Regions from separate parts of the Homo sapiens genome. Here region 1 is linked to region 2. A link is a loop called in an ENCODE intact Hi-C map of the cell type or tissue named here. Cell type or tissue: right lobe of liver. All regions are shown on one strand. Links, peaks and the distances in the headings refer to the core of each region. The heading gives the core; the rest is flanking DNA. Region 1 holds the start of MIR6740 (microRNA 6740). Region 2 holds the start of GPR37L1 (G protein-coupled receptor 37 like 1).

Evidence for each region. Hi-C counts contacts between places; a loop is a spot of excess contacts. Peaks named below come from ENCODE experiments on the same cell type or tissue, not always from the same donor. Only the 100,000 strongest peaks of a DNase experiment are listed, where the experiment ranks them.
Region 1: it touches region 2 in a loop (5-fold over the local background); 108 of 110 quality-filtered maps call a loop at or near these places.

What each region holds. Positions count from the first base shown.
Region 1 is chr1:201,993,425-202,005,011 of GRCh38, forward strand. It overlaps RNPEP (arginyl aminopeptidase), which reads left to right. Exons shown (of 11, transcript NM_020216.4): 4 at 2,723-2,839; 5 at 3,895-4,130; 6 at 6,478-6,591; 7 at 7,952-8,064; 8 at 8,235-8,343; 9 at 9,813-10,037; 10 at 10,930-11,072. ELF3-AS1 (ELF3 antisense RNA 1) reads right to left here. Exons shown (of 2, transcript NR_146472.1): 2 at 6,627-6,903. MIR6740 (microRNA 6740) reads left to right here and starts at 9,700; the gene lies at 9,700-9,812. RefSeq lists an enhancer at 10,908-11,550. In right lobe of liver, for the core only: a CTCF peak has its summit at 6,392 (motif pointing right); a DNase peak (open chromatin) is centred at 6,435.
Region 2 is chr1:202,112,748-202,124,334 of GRCh38, forward strand. GPR37L1 (G protein-coupled receptor 37 like 1) reads left to right here and starts at 10,170. Exons shown (of 2, transcript NM_004767.5): 1 at 10,170-10,846. The coding sequence starts at 10,217. LOC105371683 (a long non-coding RNA gene) reads right to left here. Exons shown (of 3, transcript XR_922422.3): 2 at 11,204-11,311; 3 at 10,840-10,986. RefSeq lists an enhancer at 5,454-6,139 and a cis regulatory region at 6,035-6,602. In right lobe of liver, for the core only: a CTCF peak has its summit at 6,402 (motif pointing left); DNase peaks (open chromatin) are centred at 5,454, 5,941 and 6,354; H3K27ac peaks cover 1,717 bases.

The sequences.
Region 1 (11,587 bases), core at 2,447-10,446, 120 kb before region 2:
CATCTCTCCTAAAAACACAAAAATCAGCCGGACATGGTGGTGCACACCTATAATCCCAGCTACTCAGGAGGCTGAGGCAGGAGAATCACTTGAACGTGGGAGGTGGAGGTTGCAGTGAGCCGAGATTGCACTACTGCACTCCAGCCTGGGTGACAAAGTGAGACTCCACCTCAAAAAAAAGCCAAAACAAAAAAAAAAAACAAACTCGGCCAGGTGCAGTGGCTCACGCCTGTAGTCCCAGCTACTTGGGAGGCTGAGGCAGGAGAATGGTGTGAACCCGGGAGGTGGAGCTTGCAGTGAGCCGAGATCGCGCCACTGCACTCCAGCCTGGGCAACAGAGCAAGACTCCGTCTCAACAAACAAACAAACAACTCAAAAAACCCTTAACTCCATATTCTCTTCTGGCACGACACACTGTCCTTCCCTCTGTAGCCAGGTGACTTCAGTGGCATGTATACGCACTGGCTGCACTTCTTGAAACCCCCCCACCCCACAATCATTTATTGCTACAACCCATTGGAATCCAGCCCCCCACCCTTGCCATGCCGTTGAAACTAGTAAGAGAGGCCATTCGCCTCAATACGGATAACATATGTGATGCTTTTTAGCCCTTGCCTTCATGTTCTGCTGTTTTTCTTCTGCCCCCATTGACCCTCCTCTGGCTTCTGTGACACCACCCATGCTGGTCATCAGGCCTCCTGGTTAGTCCTTTTCTCATCTCCTTCCCTGACTCCTCTGCCCAGCTCCTTGTGTGTCGATGTTGCCCAAGGCTCTGTCTTTGACCTGTTCTTTTCTTCTACATGCTTTCCTTGGAGAGCTCACCCATTCTTGTAGTTTAACATATTTTCTGTGTTCTGCAGCCAGGATGATATCTTAAAACTAAATCTGATAATGTCACTTGTTGGCTTAAAATGCTCCCATGGCTCTGAAGGTCCGGTTCTGTAACAGTGCACCTGAGGCTCTTCATGACCCGACCCTCTTGGGCATCTCATGTCCCACCTCCTGCCACTGCCTCCCTCATTGCAATCTGATCCTGTCCTCAAGTAATCCCAGACTCTCGGTGCTTCCTCACATGCATATGCAGTGTTCCATGGCTACGTCTTTGCTTTTGATATTTGGGAAGTACCTGATACTGGTTTCCCTGTATCTTTTCTTCCTGTTAGAATAGTTCCTATGCTTCAGCAAACGCAGAGGAAGTTTTCCCTCATCCGGGCCTGGACCCATCCCACTTTGCCATCAGTCTCTTTTTTTTTTTTTTTTGAAACAGAGTCTTACTCTGTCACCCAGGCTGGAGTGCGATGGTGCAATCTTGGCTCCCCGCAACCTCTGCCACCCAGGTTCAAGCGATTCTCCTGCCTCAGCCTCTCAGGTAGCTGGGATTACAGGCATACACTACCATGTCCTGCTAATTTTTTTTTTTTTTTTTTTTTTTTTTAGTAGAAACAGCCTTTCACCATGTTGGTCAGGCTGGTCTGGTACTCTTGACCTCAGGTGAACCACCCACTTCGGCCTACCGAAGTACTGGGATTACAGACATGAGCCACCAGGCCCAGCCAGTCTCATTCATATGTCTGTGTGGAAAAGCAGTTCTAAGCGCAGCCAGGGGCTCTTGGTCAAGCAGAGCCTTTGGCTGCAGGATCCCTGAGTCCATTGCATCTTTCCATTAGACTGGATCTTCTTGTTTTGTTTTTGTTTTTGTTTTTGTTTCCTCCAAGCCACCTTTGTTTCCCTATCTTTTTATTAAGAAAATTTCAAATATTTAGAAAATTGAAAGGATGATGCATTGAACACCTATAGAACCATCTACTTTGTCATATTAGTTTTATGAGTGGATTTGTTTTTATTTTTGCTAGACCATTTAAAAGCAAGTAAATCTGTGTGCCTCTCTGAAGAATAGAGGCATTCTCCCTTATAACCACAATCCCATTATTGTACCTAAGGCAGTTAACAAATTTCTATTAACATTAGTAGGTTTGGGTCGGACACAGTGGCTCATGCCTATAATCCCAGCACTTTGAGAGGCTGAGGCAGGTGAATCACTTGAGCCCAGGAGTTCAAGACCAGCCAGGGCAACATAGCGAAACCCTACCTCTACAAAAATAAAAAAATTAGCCAGGCATGATGATGTGCAACTGTAGTCCTAGCTACTGGGGTTGGGGAGCTGAGATGGAAGGATCACTTGAGCCCCAGGAGGTGGAGGTTGGATCACACCACTGTACTCTAGCCTGGGCAACAGAGCAAGAACCTGTCTTAAAAAAAAAATAAAAAAGGTTTGTCTCTTAAGGTTTTATTCAATTCCAGATTCTACTATTAGAACGCTTTCTTATCTCTCCTCTAAGTAGGGAGAAGAAAACTAACATTTACTGTATAAATGTTTGAAGGGCTTTTGTGTGTTGTCTTATTTAATCTTCACTCATTTTACAGATGAGGAAACTGAGGCTCACAGAGGTTAAATCACTTTTGCAAGATCGCATTCAGTAGTGAAGCCATAACTGCGTAGCACGGTTCCACCTCCATGAGGCTGTCTTGGGTTCTTGTTTCTCAGGTGTGGTGAGCGGTCTCTTGGATCTGTGTGGTGATCCGATCTTGCACTCCGTCACTGTGGCTGACTGCATTGTCACATTCACTTGGCGGAGGCCAATTTCCTACAGGTGCTTTCAGGATCAGGTCACTGCGATGGTCTCTAAACACCATTCTGCTTTCTCTGCTCTCTTGTCTTTAGGAGCCGGGTGTGGGCTGAGCCCTGCCTGATTGATGCTGCCAAGGAGGAGTACAACGGGGTGATAGAAGAATTTTTGGCAACAGGAGAGAAGCTTTTTGGACCTTATGTTTGGGGAAGGTGTGGTATCACATTGACTCTAGTGTCTCCTGTTAAACTGAGTCACTGGCTTCCATTCTTCCTCTTCGTGTGGCTTTTCCACCTCCTGCCTCCCAGAGCAAAGTTTCCCTGATCCCAGAAGTGAAGGAGAGGAGGAAGAGAGGAGGGTATGAGCCAGGCTTCTCACTGTTGCTGAGGAGAGGGCCTAGGAGATGAGGTTCTTTGTGTGTGTGTGTGTGTGTGTGTGTGTGTGTGTGTGTGTGTGTTTTGAGATGGAGTCTCGCTCTGTCACCCAGGCTGGAGGGCAGTGGCGTGATCTCAGCTCACTGCAACCTCCACCTCCCAGGTTCAAGCGATTCTCCTGCCTCAGCCTCCAGAGTAGCTGGGATTACAGACGCCCTCCACCACACTCAGCTAATTTTTGTATTTTTAGTAGAGACAGGGTTTCACCATGTTGGCCAGGCTGGTCTCGAACTCCTGACCTCAGGTGATCTGTCCACCTTGGTCCCAAAGTGCTGGGATTACAGGTGTGAGCCACCAGGCCCGGCAGAGAAGAGGTTCTTGAGGTGTTCAAAATGTGACCTGCAGTTGCCAAGTTTGAGATGGGGCAGCACCGTCAAGGTCCTTTGTTGACCTGTGTTTTCCCATTGCTGGAAGTTTCCCCACACTCTGTTTTTAACTTTGACATCTTCAGACTTTAGGCTCCTTAGATAAAAGGCTCCAGGTTGGTCTTTATGACCCCAAGTTGGCCTCCAGGGAACTCCATGTGATGGAGCTGATAATACATTTATCACCTCCACCCCTGCTTGGAAGGAGAGAGGGAAACAAATGCCTGGAGAGTGAGCTCCAGGAGAGCAGACACCACCTCGATGAGGGAAGTCCCAGCAAGGCAGGGGAGCCACGTGGGAGAAGCATTGAGGAGCCTGGGCTTTATTTTCCGCACTGGGCCCGAAGTCGTACTCTGCCTGTTTAGTGACTGCATCTGTTAGGGCTTGGAAATAGGCTGGAAAGGGAGGCGAGGTAGGGTCTGCTCCGGGAAGCCAGGGCCTCTTGGTGACCTCCCCGCTTCTCGGCAGGTATGACTTGCTCTTCATGCCACCGTCCTTTCCATTTGGAGGAATGGAGAACCCTTGTCTGACCTTTGTCACCCCCTGCCTGCTAGCTGGGGACCGCTCCTTGGCAGATGTCATCATCCATGAGATCTCCCACAGTTGGTTTGGGAACCTGGTCACCAACGCCAACTGGGGTGAATTCTGGCTCAATGAAGGTTTCACCATGTACGCCCAGAGGAGGATCTCCACCATCCTCTTTGGTAAAGTGCCCACCCCTCTCCTAAGGAGTCTGCCTCCCATTCTTAACCTGTGGGGCCAGTGTGATCTCCTTATGGGGTTTCAGAATACAAGTGGGTGTGAAGAGACGAGGCAGTAGTGTGTATCCAACATTTTTCTGTATGTATGAATTGTCAAACCACACATGGTTTGACAACTGACTTTTTTTTAAAAAAACATTTCCCCAGGTCATTAGTTTTTTTTTTTTTTGAGACAGAGTTTTGCTCTTGTTGCCCAGGCTGGAGTGCAATGGCACGATCTCGGCTCACTGCAACCTCCACCTCCCGGCTTCAAGCGATTCTCCTGCCTCAGCCTCCCGAGTAGCTGGGATTACAGGCATGCGCCACCACACCTGGCTAATTTTGTATTTTTAGAAGAGACGAGGTTTCTCCATGTTGGTCAGGCTGGTCTCGAACTCATGACCTCAGGTGATCCAACCTCCTCGGCCTCTCAAAGTGCCAGGATTACAGGCGTGAGCCACCATGCCCAGCCCATTAGATTTTCTTCTATAGCTGCATATATGGATGTTTTTTAATTTACTGGTTGTTTCCAATTTTCCATTGAAATATGTTGACAAATTTCCTTACACATAAATGTCTATTCATATCAGATGATTTCAACAATGATAAATTCTTAGAAACATAATTTCTGGGTCTGAACTTTTTTTTTTTTTTTTTTTTTGAGACAGAGTCTTGTTCTGTTGCCAGGCTGGAGTGCAGCGTTGCAATCTCGGCTCATTGCAACCTCCACCTCCGTAGTTCAAGCAATTCTCCTGCCTCAGCTCCCCCACATCCCACTCCCTGTAGCTGGGATTACAGGCATGCACCACCATGCCCAGCTAGTTTTTATGTTTTTAGTAGAGACAGGATTTCGGCATATTGGCCAGACTGGTCTTGAACTCCTGGCCTCAAGTGACCTGCCTGTCTAAGCCTCCCAAAGTGCTGAGACAACAGCTGTGAGCCACTGCGCCCGGCCCTGAACGTTTTAAATTACATAGTCTTTTTAGTACATATTGTCCATTATCTTCCAGAAAGTTTGTACAAATTCTGTACTTTCATTCAGAATATATATAGCAAGAGCCTGTTTGTGAATATCTTAATCAGCCATTAGGAATCCTGCAAGCAAATATTTTTATCCCATTGTACAGTTGAAGAAACTGAGGCTGAGAGAGGCTAAGCCACTTACTCAGAGTCAAAACATCTAGGAAAGGGCAGAGCTGGCTGGTTCCAAAACCCTGTGCCCCACCCCTCCACTGTTCCCTCAGTCATTGTTTTTAATGCAGAAGGAGACTTAGAGATCCTTAAAAATTTGGGGTTGATAATTTCTTTTGTCTGACAGAAACAGTTAGATGAAAATAATTCTAAGTTTTCACAGAAGATCAAGTCATTGCCAGGCATGGTGGCTCACGCCTGAGGCAGGTGGATCACCTGAGGTCAGGAGTTTGAGACCAGCCTGACCAAAATGGTGAAACCCCCGTCTCTACTAAAAATACAAAAATTAGCCAGGCATCATGGTGTGTGCCTGTAGTCCCAGCTACTTGGTAAGCTGAGATAGGAGAATTGCTTGAATCCAGGAGGTGGAGGATGCAGTGAGCCGAGATCGTGCCACTGCACTCCAGCCTGGGCAACAGAGCGAGACTCTGTCTCAAAAAAAAAAAAAAAATCAAATCATTTTCTAAAAATAAGGCCGGGGGCTGGGCGTGGTGGTTCACGCTTGTAATCCCAGCACTTTGGGAGGCCAAGGCGGGCATATCACCTGAGATCAGGAGTTTGAGCTTGGCCAACGTGGTAAAGCCCCCTCTCTACTAAAAATACAAAAATTAGCTGGGCGTGGTGGTGCACACCTGTAATCCCGGCTACTCAGGAGGCTGATGCAGAAGAATCGCTTGAACCCAGGAGGAGACGGAGGTTGCAGTGAGCCAAGATCACGCCATTGCACTCCAGCCTGGGTGACAGAGTGAGGCTTTGTCTCAAAAAATAAAATAATAAAATAAATGAAATAAGATAAAATAAAAATACAGTACTTTGATAAGGAAAGGTAACTGTCAGAAAGGTGCGATTCCCCCAGTCCTCACTTAGGAGAGAGACCAACAGCCTGAGTTAACCAAGTCCTTTGTAGCCCACAGCAACAGGGAGCTAGGGACTGAGTCAGGCTCTCTGTAACTGTCCCTATTTGCCCTGGGTCCCCAGGAGGGTAATGTTATTAAGCTTCAGGTATCTGTCGCTGTTCTTCTTGAGGCCACAAGGAGGCAGCACAGTGTCTCTGTCAGGAAAATACACTTGGATGTGGTGACAGACGTTTTCCCGAGGCTTACGTTTGATTCTGCACCAGGCGCTGCGTACACCTGCTTGGAGGCTGCAACGGGGCGGGCTCTGCTGCGTCAGCACATGGACATCACTGGAGAGGAAAACCCACTCAACAAGCTCCGCGTGAAGATTGAACCAGGTCCAGGAGGCTCCTCTGTCTGACACCCACTCCCCTCAATTGAGCTTGGAGCCCCAAGTTAATGCGAACTTCATGTTGATCAGTGCACGCTTAGAATACTTTATTTGGAGGGAGGGGCACTCCAGAGCTCTTTGTAGCCAATTCTCTGGCCCCTGGGCTGACTGAACCCAAGCCATTGCAGCCAGATAGGAGTTCTGTCCAGTCTGTGCGGTTCGTGATGACTTCACCATTGCTTTGCATTTGCACAAGTCCATATCGTTTTACCAGGCTCTTTCGCATTCCTTCATGATCATCAGGGCAGATCTGTGGATTCTGTAGAATAAAAGCATTAGCCTTATTTTACAGAGGATGGGACTGAGTGCCAGACAAGTTAAGTGTCTTGTCCAGGTCATGTACCTAATCAGTGCATGACTGCAACTGAGATCCGGGTCCTCTCTCCAAATTCAGATCTTTTTACTTCCTAACATTTTCCTTCATTCCATGTGTGACTAATCTGAAACCTTTTTATGCAATTGAAGCTCATGTTCCTTGATGCCGTTAAGTTTGCAGATGAATTTCTTAGAGACGGGTAATTAGTTTTAGCCTGGAACAGCTGTAAAAACAACACATTGGCTGGGCATGGTGGTTCACGCCTGTAATCCCAGGTCAAAGCGGGTGGATCATGAGGTCAAGAGTTCGAGACCAGCCTAGCCAATATGGAGAACCCTGTCTCTACTAAAAATACAAAAATTAGCTGGGTGTGGTGATGCACACCTGTAATCCCAGCTACTGGGGAGGCTGAGGCAGGAGAATCGCTCGACCCCAGGAGGCAGAGGTTGCAGTGAGCTGAGATCGTGCCACTGCACTCCAGCCTGGGTGATAGAGCAAGACTCCGTCTTAAAAAAAAAAAAAAAAAAACATTGATCTGGGAGGGTAGGTTGAGTATTTAGGTGGTGACCAATAGGGATGGAAAAGACACAGCTTGGTGCTCAGTGGGAAATGCTGATGGAACCTACCCACACAAAGTGTATCCTGGGACTAAGGAAATGTGTCCGCTCCTCTGGAAGGCTGGTTTCTCTGTCTTCATATTAGATCCACAGTGAATGGCCCTCTGAGATCTTGGAAGTACCTTGAGAGAGGCCAATATCTGGAGAGAGATCTTGGCCTTGAGATAGAGATCTTAAGAGAGAGAGTCTTGGCCTTGAGAGAGTCCAAGATCTGGAGAGAGGCCAGGATCTGGACACCTTCTTGGCCTTGCTGTCCCTGGGGAAGCTGAATTCTGATCTCTTCCATCGCTAGTCTTTGACTGTGGAGCTAGAGAAGAACGTTACGGGTGACAGGCTACAAAAGCTCAAATCTTGTCTGCTTTCTCCTCTGCCAGGCGTTGACCCGGACGACACCTATAATGAGACCCCCTACGAGAAAGGTTTCTGCTTTGTTTCATACCTGGCCCACTTGGTGGGTGATCAGGATCAGTTTGACAGTTTTCTCAAGGTATAGTCACATGAGGGGAGAAGGAAGAGGAGCGGATAAAGCCACTGGGCCTGATCAAGGGTAGAGGCAGGGGGCGAAAGATGTAAGGGGTTGGAGGAGGACCCAGGACACAGAGGGACACCACTCCCCACGGGGCCAGAGAGGGTCTAAAGAGCTTTCCCTCCTCACAGGCCTATGTGCATGAATTCAAATTCCGAAGCATCTTAGCCGATGACTTTCTGGACTTCTACTTGGAATATTTCCCTGAGCTTAAGAAAAAGAGAGTGGATATCATTCCAGGTAAGCAGAGGAACTGGCCCACAGGCTTCTAAAAAATAGTAGAGAATGAGATCTCATTGACACTCGGAAAGATGGTGGTGGATGGGAAAACACTGGGTCAGAGTCAGCTAGGTAGGGGCGTTTTGGGAAGCAAACCCAGAATCCTGGGATTTATTCCACAAGAATGACTTCTTTTCACTCCTCTCTGCCTCATTTTCTCCCAGTCTGTTTCCTTACTCTCTCCTCTCACCTGGACACACAGTCAGACCCTTAACTTGCCTGGAGAGCTGCCACTGCTGCCGCACCACTGCCCCAAGCTAAAACTCACAGGGCAGGAGCGGAGGCAGCACCCCTCCTACAGCCTTCTGAGTGAAGGCAACCCCAGTGGCCCTCCTTATTTCTTTCTTTCTTTTCTTTTCTTTTTTTTTTTTTTTGAGATGGAGTTTCGCTCTTGTTGCCCAGGCTGGAGTGCAATGGCACGATCTCGGCTCACCGCAACCTCCGCCTGCCGGGTTCAAGCGATTCTCCTGCCTCAGCCTCCCGAGTAGCTGGGATTACAGGCACGCGCCACCACGCCCGGCTATTTTGTATTTTTAGTAGAGACGGGGTTTCTCCATGTTGGTCAGGCTGGTCTCGAACTCCTGACCTCAGGTGATCCACCTGCCTCGGCCTCCCAAAGTGCTGGGATTACAGGCGTGAGCCGCTGTGCCCAGCCGCCAGTTTCTGCCTGGGAGGTACCACTTCCAAAGAAAAAACGAAAAATGTCCTGTCATGGAAGACACAATCCATTAGACATACCCCCACTTCTTGCTGTGACCTGAACCTTGAGTCACTCTATTGTTGGTTTGATGAAGTCCGCGTCCTCTGACAGTAGGATTGGTCAGGACTTTAGCAGCACCTACTGTTCGGTTGGAGGCTTGCATTTTAATGCGGGGACTCCGGAGCTAATGGTAGTTAATAATTCCAGAGTACTTACTATGCATCAGGCGATACGCTAAGCTTTTAATGTTTATTTGCTCATGTAATCCTCATAACCATCACGGAGGCAGGGCCTATCACCCCCACTTTATAGATAAAACTGAGGTGCAGAGAGGTGAAGTAACATGCCCGTGGCCTCCCAGCTGGTTAATGACAGAGCAGGGGTAGGAACCCAGGCAGCCTGGTCCTAGAGCCTGGGTGCTTAAGTACAGTGTGGTTGTGATCGGTAGGAGAATGTGCACGTGAATAGAGCATCCACCAACTTGGCTCTGACAACACAGTGCTAATTTGGAGCGAAAAGCACTTTCACGGTCGAAACGGCACAGTCTCTAGATGTCGTTATAACTAGGACCCTGCTGGAGCGAATAGTTACATGGGAAAGTAATGTTAAATGCTGGGGAAAGAGTTTGGGATGGAGAGAGGAGAAACTTGAGGTCTCTGGGAGTTGCTTAAACCAGTTGACCGTAACCTGGCCAGAGAATTCTGATAGTGTCTTCTCTCCTCCCAAACAGGTTTTGAGTTTGATCGATGGCTGAATACCCCCGGCTGGCCCCCGTACCTCCCTGATCTCTCCCCTGGGGACTCACTCATGAAGCCTGCTGAAGAGCTAGCCCAACTGTGGGCAGCCGAGGAGCTGGACATGAAGGCCATTGAAGCCGTGGCCATCTCTCCCTGGAAGACCTACCAGCTGGTCTACTTCCTGGATAAGATCCTCCAGAAATCCCCTCTCCCTCCTGGTAAGAAAAAATGGTGAACCAGGGCTCCTTGTGTGCACAGCTTTATGTCAGGGGCTAGAGGGAGGCTCACAAAAAGTAGTGATGCTTGCCCCTAGGGAACTGCCACGTACACTAGGGAGGCTGGCACTCCACAAGGAATGTGCCACCGGGAGGTTATGGGTTAGGGGACTGCCACGTACACTAGGGAGGCTGGCACTCCACAAGGAATGTGCCATCGGGAGGTTATGGGTTCTACTTACAAGCACCTCAAGGACAAAGTCACAAAGCCTGGCATTGCTCAAGTCCGAAGCTCCTGCAGGCGACTCTTGTAAGGCTTTTGTGTCTATTAAGTCATTTAATTCCCACAACTCCTCTGGGAAGTAGGCGGTGTGATGTTAATACCCAGGTGACAGAATGAACTTGAGGTACAAACAGTTCGCACAGAACCCAGTCATCCAGAGCTCTCAACCTCTAATGCTTTGTGGCTGCTCAGTCAACATAATATTCACCAAGGGGTTAAAAAAAAGTTAGAGCCAAGATGACTTTTAGCAGATGAGTGGTAGGAGAAAAAATGGGACAGATATTGGGGGAATATGTCTGCTTTAATCTTGCTCTGTCGACCAGGCTGGAGTGCCGTGGTGCTATTGGCTCACAGCAACCTCCACCTTCTGAGTTCAAGTGATTCTTGATTCTAGCACCTCAGCCTCCAAGTAGCTGGGATTACAGGCGTGCGCCACCACACCCGGCCAGTTTTGTTTGGTATTTTTAGTAGAGATGGGGTTTCGCCATATTGGCCAGGCTGGTCTCACATTCCTGACCTCAAGTGATCCGCCCACCTCAGCCTCCCAAAATTCTAGTATTACAGGTGTGACCCACCGTGACCAGCCACAAACCATTTCTTTCTCTTCTCCAGGGAATGTGAAAAAACTTGGAGACACATACCCAAGTATCTCAAATGCCCGGAATGCAGAGCTCCGGCTGCGATGGGGCCAAATCGTCCTTAAGAACGACCACCAGGAAGATTTCTGGAAAGTGAAGGAGTTCCTGCATAACCAGGTGGGTGACCCCTGCCTCGCTGTTCCCGAAAGCACACTGGGACCCACTCGGCCATATGTGAAGTAATCATGTGGGCAGGGCTCATCTAGGACTCATCTGAGGCACAGAGGGAGGGGCAAATGACCTGAGGACCCTACCACTCAGCCTCTTTACTAGTGTGGCTTTGAAGGCATTGCCCTAGGGACAAGAGGAGGCCTGCAGGCTTGCAGTGCTTTCTGCAATTCAGCTGGTGAGACCCCAGGGAAAAAAGCTGGCCAGAGCCAACGCAGAGGCGGGAAAGAGGGTGACAGTGTCATGTGGGAAACACAAGAGGGAAAGGGGCCAGAGGCGGAGCAAGAGGAACAAAGGCTTGGAGGATAGGTCCCTGCTGCCCTGTGACTTGGGCATGATCGGGACAGCAGCCAGACCCTCTGTCACTATGTGAAAGTTGCCCTGTTGGGGAAAGGCCCCGGGCTCTCAGGATGAACTGAATGTCATCAGATTCCGGAGCAGGGAGGGGCTGGACCGGAGACGAA
Region 2 (11,587 bases), core at 1,498-9,497:
CAATTTCATGTGTCTAGGATGACCCATCAACTCCAGAGAAGGGCAGGAAGAAGGTGCCGCTCTTAGGCTCAGAGGGACTCAGAGGTAGAAGTTCAACCATCCTTTCCCTCCCCACCCACCCAACCGGCCCCCTGAAAGCTGTCCAGGCAGATGCTGCCCAGGGAAGGGTTAACCCTCCTCTTTGGCTCTGCCCTGCATTCTTTTGTGCTGAGCTCTCTGGCAGCTTGTGTCAGGACATCAGGGCAAGAAGGCAGAAAGGACATGGCTAGGGCACCTGGCAATGAATAATCTGTTTGTCGTGGCCGTGCTGCCTTGTGGCTGTGTGGGATGGGGTGGGGATGGCGGCAGTGCCAGGACTTGGGGTCAAGGGCTCAGGGAGGGGGCCAGCCAGCTTGGAGGCAGGACCTGAGACTCCTCTATGTTTAGTGCTTGCTCCATCTCCCAGACAGCCACCTAAACAGGAACTGTGGCAGCTTTCCACGTTTGCCCCTGGCTGCAGCCAAACCTATCTCAGCTACAGCCTGGGACTTGGATCTCCCTGTAAGATTTCTATCCCATCCCTCTCCACCTGCCCCAGGGCTTCAGAACCAAGTTCTAGACTCCAGAGGGCCCTGCAGCCTGCCCCTCCAGCTACCAAGGATGAAAATCTGGTACAGGCATCTGTAGGGGACAGCCAAATGTGCCTGGAATCACTGGGGAAGGGAGATATGAGAGGATGCAGGGTGCCCTGTGGGGTTTCCCAGGCTCCTCCAGCCTCACCCCATTCCTGCCCTGGCTCAACTGCTTGGTCTTGTGATTGCAGGGGCCAGACTCTCTCCTCCAGCTGAGTGATGCTGGGCTCCACCCAGCAGCTGGCTCTTCCTGGAGTCTTTCCTCCCCACCAGCTCTCTTCCTGCCTGGAACTTCTGCCCCAGCTCCTTTCTACCAGACTAACTCTCTCACTTCCACTCAAATTCTGCTCCTGAAGAAATCCCTTCTAGAACTTCTCAGGAAGCCTTCTTTGACTCACCCAAGCCTGTCTGATCCCCTTGGGCTCTCCTGCCTGCTGCCATCCTCACATACCTCCACCTGTTACTGTGGCCAGTGCCTACTCCTTATGCATTTGATGTTATGCTTGCTGACTGTGTCTCACACCTGGATTCTGTGTGTGTGTGTGTGTGTTCTGTCTCTTCCAGAGGACAGAACAAGAACCAACGGGTGGATTTTCCTTGAGTCACATTTCTGATAAGGGAACAAGTTCGGCATGATCACAGCCATCTAAACATTGGAATGGGCTATCTTGAAAGTAGTGAGCTATCAAAGGAGGGGTTAATAACAAATGCTTCTGGGTAGCAGTGATGTGTCTGCCACATGAAAGGCTTTCAGTACACATTTGTTAAACAAATAACAACCTGCTGGCTTTCTCTCCTCCCACAGCCACTATGTGTCTCATAAATGCTTGGGGTTTTTTTCTGTTGGGGCAGCCAGTTGGGCCCCAAGAGGCAAGTCCCTGCCTGTAGTTATTCTGATATTGAAAGGGTCCTTACTGAGAAACTAACCTGGAGAGCAATCCTAGTAAGCAGAAGAGGACCTCTCTCCACCCATCTCTTGGTGTGGACTTGGAAGAGAGTAGGTGTTTATAGAGAGCTCCTAGCACTTGGTGCCAGCTAGGAGATACGATACGGGGGCTCTGGGATCTGGGAGGTAGGATCATGCCTTGTCAGCTGGATCCCTGGGCTCCTTGTAACCAACTATGCTTGTATCTCTTTAGCATCCTTGAGGATTTCATTGCATCTGAACATTCCAGCCTTGCCTTAGCTGTGCTGTAGGCCAGTGAGGAAAGATGGTGAAATGTGCTCGAAACATTGCATGCAGGCAGCTAGCTGCCATGGCTGGGGAAGTCACAGCGTGGGGAGGATACCCCTTTCCCCCAAGGAAAGGGGCATCTTGGGGCAGGAGCAGAAGACAGTTGAAAGACTTTCTGCTGACCATCTTGAAAGGTTTTTTTTTTTTTTTTTTTGTGACAGTCTCACTCTGTCACCCAGGCTAGAGTGCAGTGGCACAATCTCAGCCCACTGCAACCTCCGCCTCCCAGGTTCAAGCGATTCTCCTGCCTCGGCCTCCCCAGTAGCTGGGACTATAGGTGCACGCCACCACACCTGGATAAGTTTTGTATTTTTAGTAGAGACAGGTTTCAACATACTGGTCAGGATGAACTCCTGACCTCAGGTGACCTGCCCACCTTGGACTCCCAAAGTGCTGGGATTACAGGAGTGAGCCACCCAGACTTGAAAGTTGTTAAGTGTTACCTTTGTCGAGGAAGCCAGAAGTTTCCTCCCACCCCCATTAAGGAAATTTTGGCATTTTATAACAGGTAGGATTTTTGAGCAGTTTTTTGTTTCTACTTACTATTTACTTGTTCTTTTTTTTTTTTTTCGCCCCCTGAAACACATGTATCAAGCATCTACTGAATGCCAGGCACTGAGAACCAAGATAGGGAGACACAGGACCTGCTCACCAGAGGTTCAGTGACTTCCTGATCTGGGAGCTCCAGGGGCACAGTGTTTCTCCCTCTGTCCCCTCCTACAAGCATCCTCCCACCCCCACCCCTCACCATTTGAGTGCAATGGGAATGCCTAGTATAGTAGTTCTCAAACTCTAGCCTTCATCAGAATCCCTGGAGGACTTGCTAGAAAACGCCTAGAAGCTGGGCCCACCCTGTTTCTGATCTAGCAGGTCTACGGTGGGGGTTGAGAATGTGCATTTCAAAACAGTTTCCAGGTGTTTCTGACCCTGATGATCTAATAAAAAACCACTGATTTACAGTATCTTACAGTCCATATTACCTTTTAAAATGCCTTCACAATGACTGCATTTTATTACCATAGCATGCTTGGGGGGTCTTCAGGCCCAGGAGAATACCCCTTACCTTTTACTGAGGGGAAACTGGAAAGACAGAGCGGTCTCATGATCTTATGACTTCATCACAATTTATAGCTATATTACTTGCAATTTGGCTTTTTCAGTGACTGCCTCGTTCGCTTGAATGTGAATTTCTTTCTTTTTTTTTTTCTTTTTTTTGAGACGGAGTCTCACTCTGTACCCCGTATCCCAGGCTGGAGTGGAATGGCATGATCTCGGCTCACGGCAACCTCCGCCTCCTGGGTTCAAGTGATTATCCTGCCGCAGCCTCCCAAGTAGCTGGGATTACAGGCACGCACCACCACACCCAGCTAAATTTTAGTGGAGACGGGGTTTCACCGTGTTGGCCAGGCTGGTCTCGAACTCCTTACTTCAGGTGATCTGCCTGCCTTGGCCTCCCAAATGCTAGGATTACAAGCGTGAGTCACTGTGTCTGGCCTCAAATGTTAATTCCTATTTTTTTTTTTTTTTTTGAAACAGAGTCTCGCCAGGCTTTAGTGCAGTGGCGTGATCTTGGCTCACTGCAACCTCCACCTCCCAGGTTCAAGCGATTCTCCTGCCTCAGCCTCCCAACTAGCTGTGATTACAGGCGCCCGCCACCACGCCCGGCTAATTTTTGTATTTTTAGTAGAGACGGGGTTTCATCATGTTGGCCAGGACGGTCTCAATCTCCTGACCTCGTGATTCGCGCACCTCAGCCTCCAAAAGTGCTGGGATTACAGGTGTGAGCCACTGCGCCCGGCCTCGAATGTGAATTTCATGAGGGTGGAGGCCATGCTGTGTTTTTCACTCTGTTTCCCAAATGCCTAGGACAATGCCTGGCACATAGTAGGTGCTCAACAAATATTTTCAAAATGAGTGACTGACCTATTCCTGAAATCACAGGGCTAGTTAGTAGCCGAGTTGGGACTCAGTCCCAGATCTCCTGACTTTTAGATGCATGTTTTCCCACTAGTGGCCCTTCACCTGTCCCCTGGAGCAGCACCCAAGTGCTACTTGGGGCCAGGGGCCCAGAGCTTGGAGGAGAATGACACAGTGAGATCTGGTGGGTCAGACTATCTATGCTTCCCCCAGCCTTAGTCCGTGTCCAGTATAGGCCAGACCCATGTTCCTGTTCAGAACTGGAACCCGGGCAGGGGAAAGAACTTGTCTCAGAATTTGCCCTCTCTGCCTCTTTGGCTGCCTTCTGCTTGTTCAGTTTCCAAATCTGTAAAACAGGTAGATATAATGATAGTACCCTACCTCATAAGGTTGCTGTGAGAATCAAATGAATTCTAGCCAGTAGGTAACATGTATATAGTGCTTATTATATGCCAGATATTATTGTAATGACTTACATAGATGAACTCATTTAATCTTTTTTTTTGAGACTGAGTCTTGCACCGTTGCCTGGGCTGGAGTGTAGTGGCGTGACCTAGGCTCGCTGCAACCTCCATCTCCCAGGTTCAAGCAATTCTCCTGCCTCAGCCTCCTGAGTAGCTGGGACTACAGGCACGCGCCACCATGCCCGGCTAATTTTTGTATTTTTAGTAGAGACAGGGTTTCACTATGTTGGCCAGGCTGGTCTCAAACTTCTGACTTTGTGATCCACCTGCCTTGGCCTCCCAAAGTGTTGGGATTACAGGCGTGAGCCACCATGCCTGGCCTTTTTTTTTTTTTTTTTTTTTAGATAGTGTCTTGCTATGTTGCCTAGGCTGGAATGCAGTGGCTATTCACAGGCGAGATCACGGCACACCATAGTCTTGAACTACTGGCCTCAAGGGATCCTCCTGCCTCAACCTCTCAAGTAGCTGGGACTACAGGTGTATGCTACCACACCTAGCATAACTTCATCTTATTTATTTATTTATTTTGAGGCAGAGTCTTGCTCTGTCGCCCAGGCTGGAGTGCAATGGCACAATCGTGGCTCACTGCAGCCTTCATCTCCTGGGCTCAGGTGATCCTCCCACCTCAGTCTCCTAAGTAGCTGGGACTATAGGCATGCACCACCATGCCCAGCTAATTTTTTTTTTTTTTTTTTTTTGGAAACAGAATTTTGCTCTTTTCACCCAGGCTGGCATGCAATGGCGCAATCTCGGCTCACTGCAACCTCCGCTTCCCGGGTTCAAGCGATTCTCCTGCCTCAGCCTCCCTGAGTAGCTGGGATTACTGGCACCCGCCACCACGTCCAGCAAATTTTTTTGTATTTTCAGTTGAGACAGGGTTTCACCATGTTGGCCAGACTGGTCTTGAACTCCCGACCTTAGTTGATCCACCCGCCTCGGCCTCCCAAAGTGCTAGGATTACAGGCGTGAGCCACCACGCCCGGCCTTAATTTTTGTATTTTTTGTAGACACAGGGTCTTGCCATGTTGCCCAGGCTGGTCTTGAACTCCTGAGCTCAAGATAGCCTCCTGCCTCGGCGTCCCAAAGTGCTGGGAGGGGACAGCCACCACACCCAGCATTTAATCCTAATCTTCACAACAAGCCTGTTATTATCTTCACGTTGCAGATGAGGCAACCGAGGGACAGAGGTTACATACTTGACCAAAGTCACATACACAGTTAGTAAGTGGCAGGGCCAGGAATTAAATCCAGGCAGTCTGATTCCAGAGTGTGCTCTTGGCTGGAGAATGCATGGCACATGGAATCTGCTCAGTACAACATTCGCTCATTTTTTTCATGGGTGGCACTTCCACACCAGCTCAGATGCCCTCAGTGCCACCTCAGTGCTTCCCTCCCACCCGGTTCCAACTAAGTACCTTTTCTTTTCTTTTTTTTGAGACGGAATCTCGCTCTGTAGCCCAGGCTGGAGTGCAGTGGCACAATCTCGGCTCTCTGCAACCTCTGCCTCCCAGGCTCAAGCGATTCTTCTGCCTCAGCCTCCTGAGTAGCTGGGATTACAGGCGTGTACCACCACACCCAGCTAATTTTTGTATTTTTAGTAGAGACGGGGTTTCACCATGTTGGTCAGGCTGGTCTTGAACTCCTGACCTCGTGATCCGCCCACCTCCACCTCCCAAAGTGCTGGGATTACAGGCGTGAGCCACCGCGCCCGGCCCCAGCTAAGTACCTTTTCTGTAGCCAGCACTGGGGAAACTCCCAGGGAGAGGAATGGGGAATTCCTGGGATCATGGAGAGACACTCCCAAGGGCTAGGAAAGCCTTCCATCTCTGCCTGGCATGCTTCTGAATAGGGGAGATGGCTCCAGCTTGTCCAGAGAGAGGAATCTTCCTAAAGTAGAACTACAGGTAGGAGAAAAGTACTTTTGGGGGACCCATGCTGGGCACCCTCCAGGGGGGTGGAGGGGAAGAGTAGGCACATCCCCCATCCCTTTAGTCTCAGCCCCTGGGAACCCACCCTGTCCCCTATCATCTCTTTTCAGATGGCCTTCTCAGACAGCCACAGAAGGTCTGTGGGCAGGACCTGGGCAGAGTGGGATGGGTTAAGATCCGATGGGGTGAAGGGCTGAGGCCAGGCCCTTAACTACCATCACTGGACATTTGGTTCCACCTAGTGGCCTCTGATGTTCCAACCGTTCTCACAGAGACCGGCACAAGGGGGTGCCCTTTCAGGCATTCAGTGTTTATTGAGCACCTACTCTGTGTGAGGCCAAATGTGAGGTTTGATGGAGGCATATCCATGAGCATAAAGAGGCTGGGCACGGTAGCTCACGCCTGTAATCCCACCATTTTGGGAGGCTGAGGTGGGTGGATTGCTTGAGCTCAGGAGGTCTAGACCAGCCTAGGTGATACAGGCAGACCCTATGTCTACCAAAAAAAACACAAAAGGCTGGGCATGGTGGCATGTGCCTGTGGGCCCAGCTACTTGGGAGGCTGAGGTGGGAGGATCAGTTGAGCCCAGGAGGAGTTGAGGCTGCAGTGAGCCTAGATCCTGCCACTGCACTCCAATCTGGGTGACAGAGCGAGACCCTGTCTCTGAAATAAAATAAAATAAAATAAAATAAAATAAAATAAAATAAAATAAGAAGCAGAAGGTCAGGCAGGGTGTGTGCACCTGTAGTCCTAGCTACTCTGGAGGCTGAGGTGGAAGGATTGCTTGATCCCAGGAGTTCAAGTCTGCAGTGAGTATGATCATGTCACTGTGCTCTAGCCTGGGCAATAGAGCAGGACTCTGTCTCTGAATTTTTTTTTTTTTAAAGAGCAGAGAACTAACATTTATTCTGCTCACACGTACCAGCCCTGGGCTTGGGTCCATACTGTATTGGCACGTGCCTGTGGAGCACTGAGGATCCCACAGCAGAGACAGGACTGCCAAGTGCCTGGCCTGGTCACTTGGCTTCTCTGGACTTCCGTTTCCACTCCTGAAAAATAAGAAGGTTGGTGTAGATTATCTCTAGCATCTCTTCCTATGTTAGAATTCTGTGAAGTCACACAAAGGAGTGGTTAAGAGTTTCAGCTTTGGGCTGGGTGAGGTGGCTCACACCTGTATTCCCAGAACTTTGGGAGGCTGAGGCGGGTAAATCACTCGAGCTCAGGAGTTTGAGATCAGCCTGGGCAACATGGCAAAAAGCCTGTCTCTACTAAAAATACAAAAATTAGTCAGGTGTGGTGGTGCACATCTGTGGTCCCAGCTACTCTGGAGGCTGAGGTGGGAAGATTGTTTGAGCCTGGGAGGCTGAGGTTGCCGTGAGCCAAGATCATGCCACTGCACTCCAGCCAGGGCAACAGAGCCAGACCCTGTCTCAAAAAAAAAAGAGTTTTAGCTTTGGAGTTGGACAAACCTACATTTGGATCCCAGCTGTCATTCACTAGCTGTGTGTTCTTAGGAAAGTTGCCTTACCTTTCAGAGTCTAGGGTAATAATATAAAGATTAAGTGACAATTATAGCAAGCATTTAGCACAGAGTGTGGCACTTGGTGAGTGGTGATGCTGCAGATGATGGATGATTCTAGTTACCCAAATCCCCAAATAGCACACCTCTCATCTCCTCTCCTCTCCCCTCCCCTCCCCTCCCCCAACTTCCTTTCCTTTTCTCTTTCTTTTTTGATGGAATCTTGCTCTGTCGCCCAGGCTGGAGTACATTGGCCGCAATCTCAGCTCACTGCAACCTCCGCCTTCCGGGTTCAAGTGATTCTCCTGCCTCAGCCTTCTAAATAGCTGGGATTACAGGTGCCTGCCACCACGCGTGGCTAATTTTTTTTTTTTTGTATTTTTAGTAGAGACGGGGGTTTCACCATGTTGGTCAGGCTGGTCTTGAACTCCTGACCTTGTGATCTGCCCACCTCAGCCTCCCAAAGTGCTGGGATTACACACATGAGCCACTGCGTCTGGCCCTTTTTTTTTTTTTTTTTTTTTTTGAGACAGAGTCTTGCTCTGTTGCCCAGGCTGGAGTGCAGTGGCATGATCTCGGATCACTGCAACCTCTGCCTCCTGGGTTCAAGTGATTCTGATGCCCTAGCCTCCCGAGTAGCTGGGATTACAGGTGTGCACTGCCACATCTGTCCAATTTTTGTATTTTTAGTAGAGATGGGGTTTCACCATGTTGTCTGGGCTGGTGAAGGTGGTAGGTTTCAATGACAGCAGCATAATGCCGTGGGAGTTGGGAGGAGGGAATGATCTGACTCACTCTGGGGCAGGTCTTCGAGTTAATTCTCCAGTGGATTCTCCTAGGCATCGTGTGGTCCGTCCTCAGAACTGTGCCTCCCTAATGTGGCTGAGTGGATTCACTACCCACCCCATGCTTGGGCTCTGCCTCGACCTCTCCCTCCCATGCACAGCCAAAGCCGCTCAAAGCTGCTGGTTTTCCTTGACTCTGGGCTTCTCTCCATCACCCACTGCCTCCCAACAGAACCCCCGGTCTCTGCATCCTCCTGTTCCAGATTGCTAGGACCCCAGCTGCCCATCAGGGACCCCTCTAAAATAACTTAGTTGAGTCATTGTTTGCCTACTTAACAACCTGTGATATTCTCCATTGCTTATGGGATAAAATCTAAACTCCTTGGCTTGGCATACAAAGTCCTTTACAGTCCAGTTCCTCCTCTGCTGATATTTCCAAGCTCTTTGTCCCAAGTGCCCATGCTCTCTCCCCACCTCCCTTGCACTCTAGTCCCCTCGACAGACTTGCTCTCTTGCGGGAACATCACCCACTTCCACATCACCCAGCCTTTGTGTGTGCTGTGTCTTCTGCCTAGAGCACCCTCCCTTCCCGTAGTCTGTCAGGCAAGCTCACAGCCATTTCTCGGGATCCATTCAAATGTCACCTCGCTTGGGAGGCCTTCCAGATCCCCCCCAGATTTTCTTGGGTTCCCTCAGCATCATGACCTTTGCCTTTCATAGCATCTATCATGCTGAACTTACACATTTACTTCCTTCTCTGGACTGAAAGCTCATTGGTGGCAGAGATCCTTTACATTTTTGTATTCTGAGTGTCTGGAACACAACACGTAGTCAGTAAAGACGTGTTATTGCAAATGTCCACACATCTTGTGTCTGGCTCAGAATATGGTGTTTTAGGCCGGGTGCGGTGGCTCCCAGCACTTTGGGAGGCTGAGGCAGGCGGATCACCTGAGGTTAGGAGTTTGAGACCAGCCTGGTCAACACGGTGAAACCCTGTCTCTACTAAAAATACAAAAATTAGCCGGGTATGGTGGCGGGCACTACAGTAACTGTAATCCCAGTTACTCAGGGGGCTGAGGCAGGAGAATCACTTGAACCCAGGAGGCGGAGGCTGCAGTGAGCCAAGACCGCGCCATTGCACTCCAGCCTGGGCAACCGAAAAAAAAAAAAAAATTAGAAATCTCTGGAGTCAGATCTGGGTTGTGGGCCTTGCTCTGCCTTGTATCAACTATGTGGCAAGTGACTGACCTCTACAAACCTCAGATTTGTGATCTGAGATTAATCAAGGGTTAATTGAGAAACCAGCTGAGTGCTAGCACCTAGTAAGTGTTCAGTAAGTGACAGTGATGGTTATTGCTGAGTTTTGAATGGAGGAGCTGCCTTAGAATCAGGAGACCTGCGCCCCAGTTCCCATTCTGCCCCACCTCCCTGTGTCACCCTAGGCAGGCCACATTTCCTCCCTAGTTTCAGGGGCCTGAAGCAGATGCCCTCTTAGGGCCCCACAGCCTGACATGCTGTAGGGCCTGAGAAGCGGCGTCGTGGAGGACGAGATGTGTGAGGGCAGCAAAGAGTGCTATGTGTCCAGCAGAGGGCCCTGCCCGGCCTGTGGCCGGAGGCTGGGAGGGAGGGCAGGCGAGTGATGCCAGACGCCTGACTGGAGGCGGATCCAGCCGGCCAGCTGCCTCTCTGGAGCCCAGCTCTTGGGCCCCCTGCACTCACCTGCTCTTCCTGGGCTGGCTGTCTCCTGCTCATCCAGCCATGCGGTGGCTGTGGCCCCTGGCTGTCTCTCTTGCTGTGATTTTGGCTGTGGGGCTAAGCAGGGTCTCTGGGGGTGCCCCCCTGCACCTGGGCAGGCACAGAGCCGAGACCCAGGAGCAGCAGAGCCGATCCAAGAGGGGCACCGAGGATGAGGAGGCCAAGGGCGTGCAGCAGTATGTGCCTGAGGAGTGGGCGGAGTACCCCCGGCCCATTCACCCTGCTGGCCTGCAGCCAACCAAGCCCTTGGTGGCCACCAGCCCTAACCCCGGCAAGGATGGGGGCACCCCAGACAGTGGGCAGGAACTGAGGGGCAATCTGACAGGAGCACCAGGGCAGAGGCTACAGATCCAGAACCCCCTGTATCCGGTGACCGAGAGCTCCTACAGTGCCTATGCCATCATGCTTCTGGCGCTGGTGGTGTTTGCGGTGGGCATTGTGGGCAACCTGTCGGTCATGTGCATCGTGTGGCACAGCTACTACCTGAAGAGTGCCTGGAACTCCATCCTTGCCAGCCTGGCCCTCTGGGATTTTCTGGTCCTCTTTTTCTGCCTCCCTATTGTCATCTTCAACGAGATCACCAAGCAGAGGCTACTGGGTGACGTTTCTTGTCGTGCCGTGCCCTTCATGGAGGTGAGTGTGTGTTCTGTTTGAGCTCTGCTGGGAGGCTGCAATCCAGGGAAGGGACTCAAAGTCTCCATCAGGTCTTTGGAAATGGAATTTGTGGGTGTGCAAAACCTGAGTCTTGGAGCTCTGACTTGCTCCTCCTTTACCTTGGAGAAGGAGACAAATACGGTATTGGTTTCTGGTTGCTCTCAAGAGAAGTAGGCAGGCCAGGGGGACAGGCGGGTGTGTGGGGCCCCTGGGTTCCAGCCCCAGCCTGATCTTCTGCTTCGGGAGCAACCTCAAGGCAGGCCTTTGCCACTTTCTCCAGACCCTAAGCTGCCCTCTCCCTTCCTCAGCCCTTCTCCCCTGTCCCACCCAAGATACCTCTGTCCTTTGTTGTGACTCCTCTTCTTTCCTCTGTACCCCCTGCCGCTGCCCTGCTCCCACAGCTTCCTTCGCTGCTCCTCCGTCTCCTGCCTCCTGAAGGAGTGCCTGAAGGGAGAGCCCAATTTCCTTCACACCCCTCTGGATCAAGTCAGCATCCACTCCATGAGAATACAAGCACCAGAAGCAAAAGACCGCTCCGTTCTTCCCTCCCTGCTGGGATTCTCATTGTTATCGTTGTCATTTCCATCAGCAACTTCCTAGATCCTCTCTGAAAGGGATACCTGGTTCTGGGCACTGGAACTAATGGGGGGCTCTAGTCTTAGCTCTGCCACTGACATACTGGGCGTCACTGGGCAGGTTGCATTACCTCTCCAATTTCTT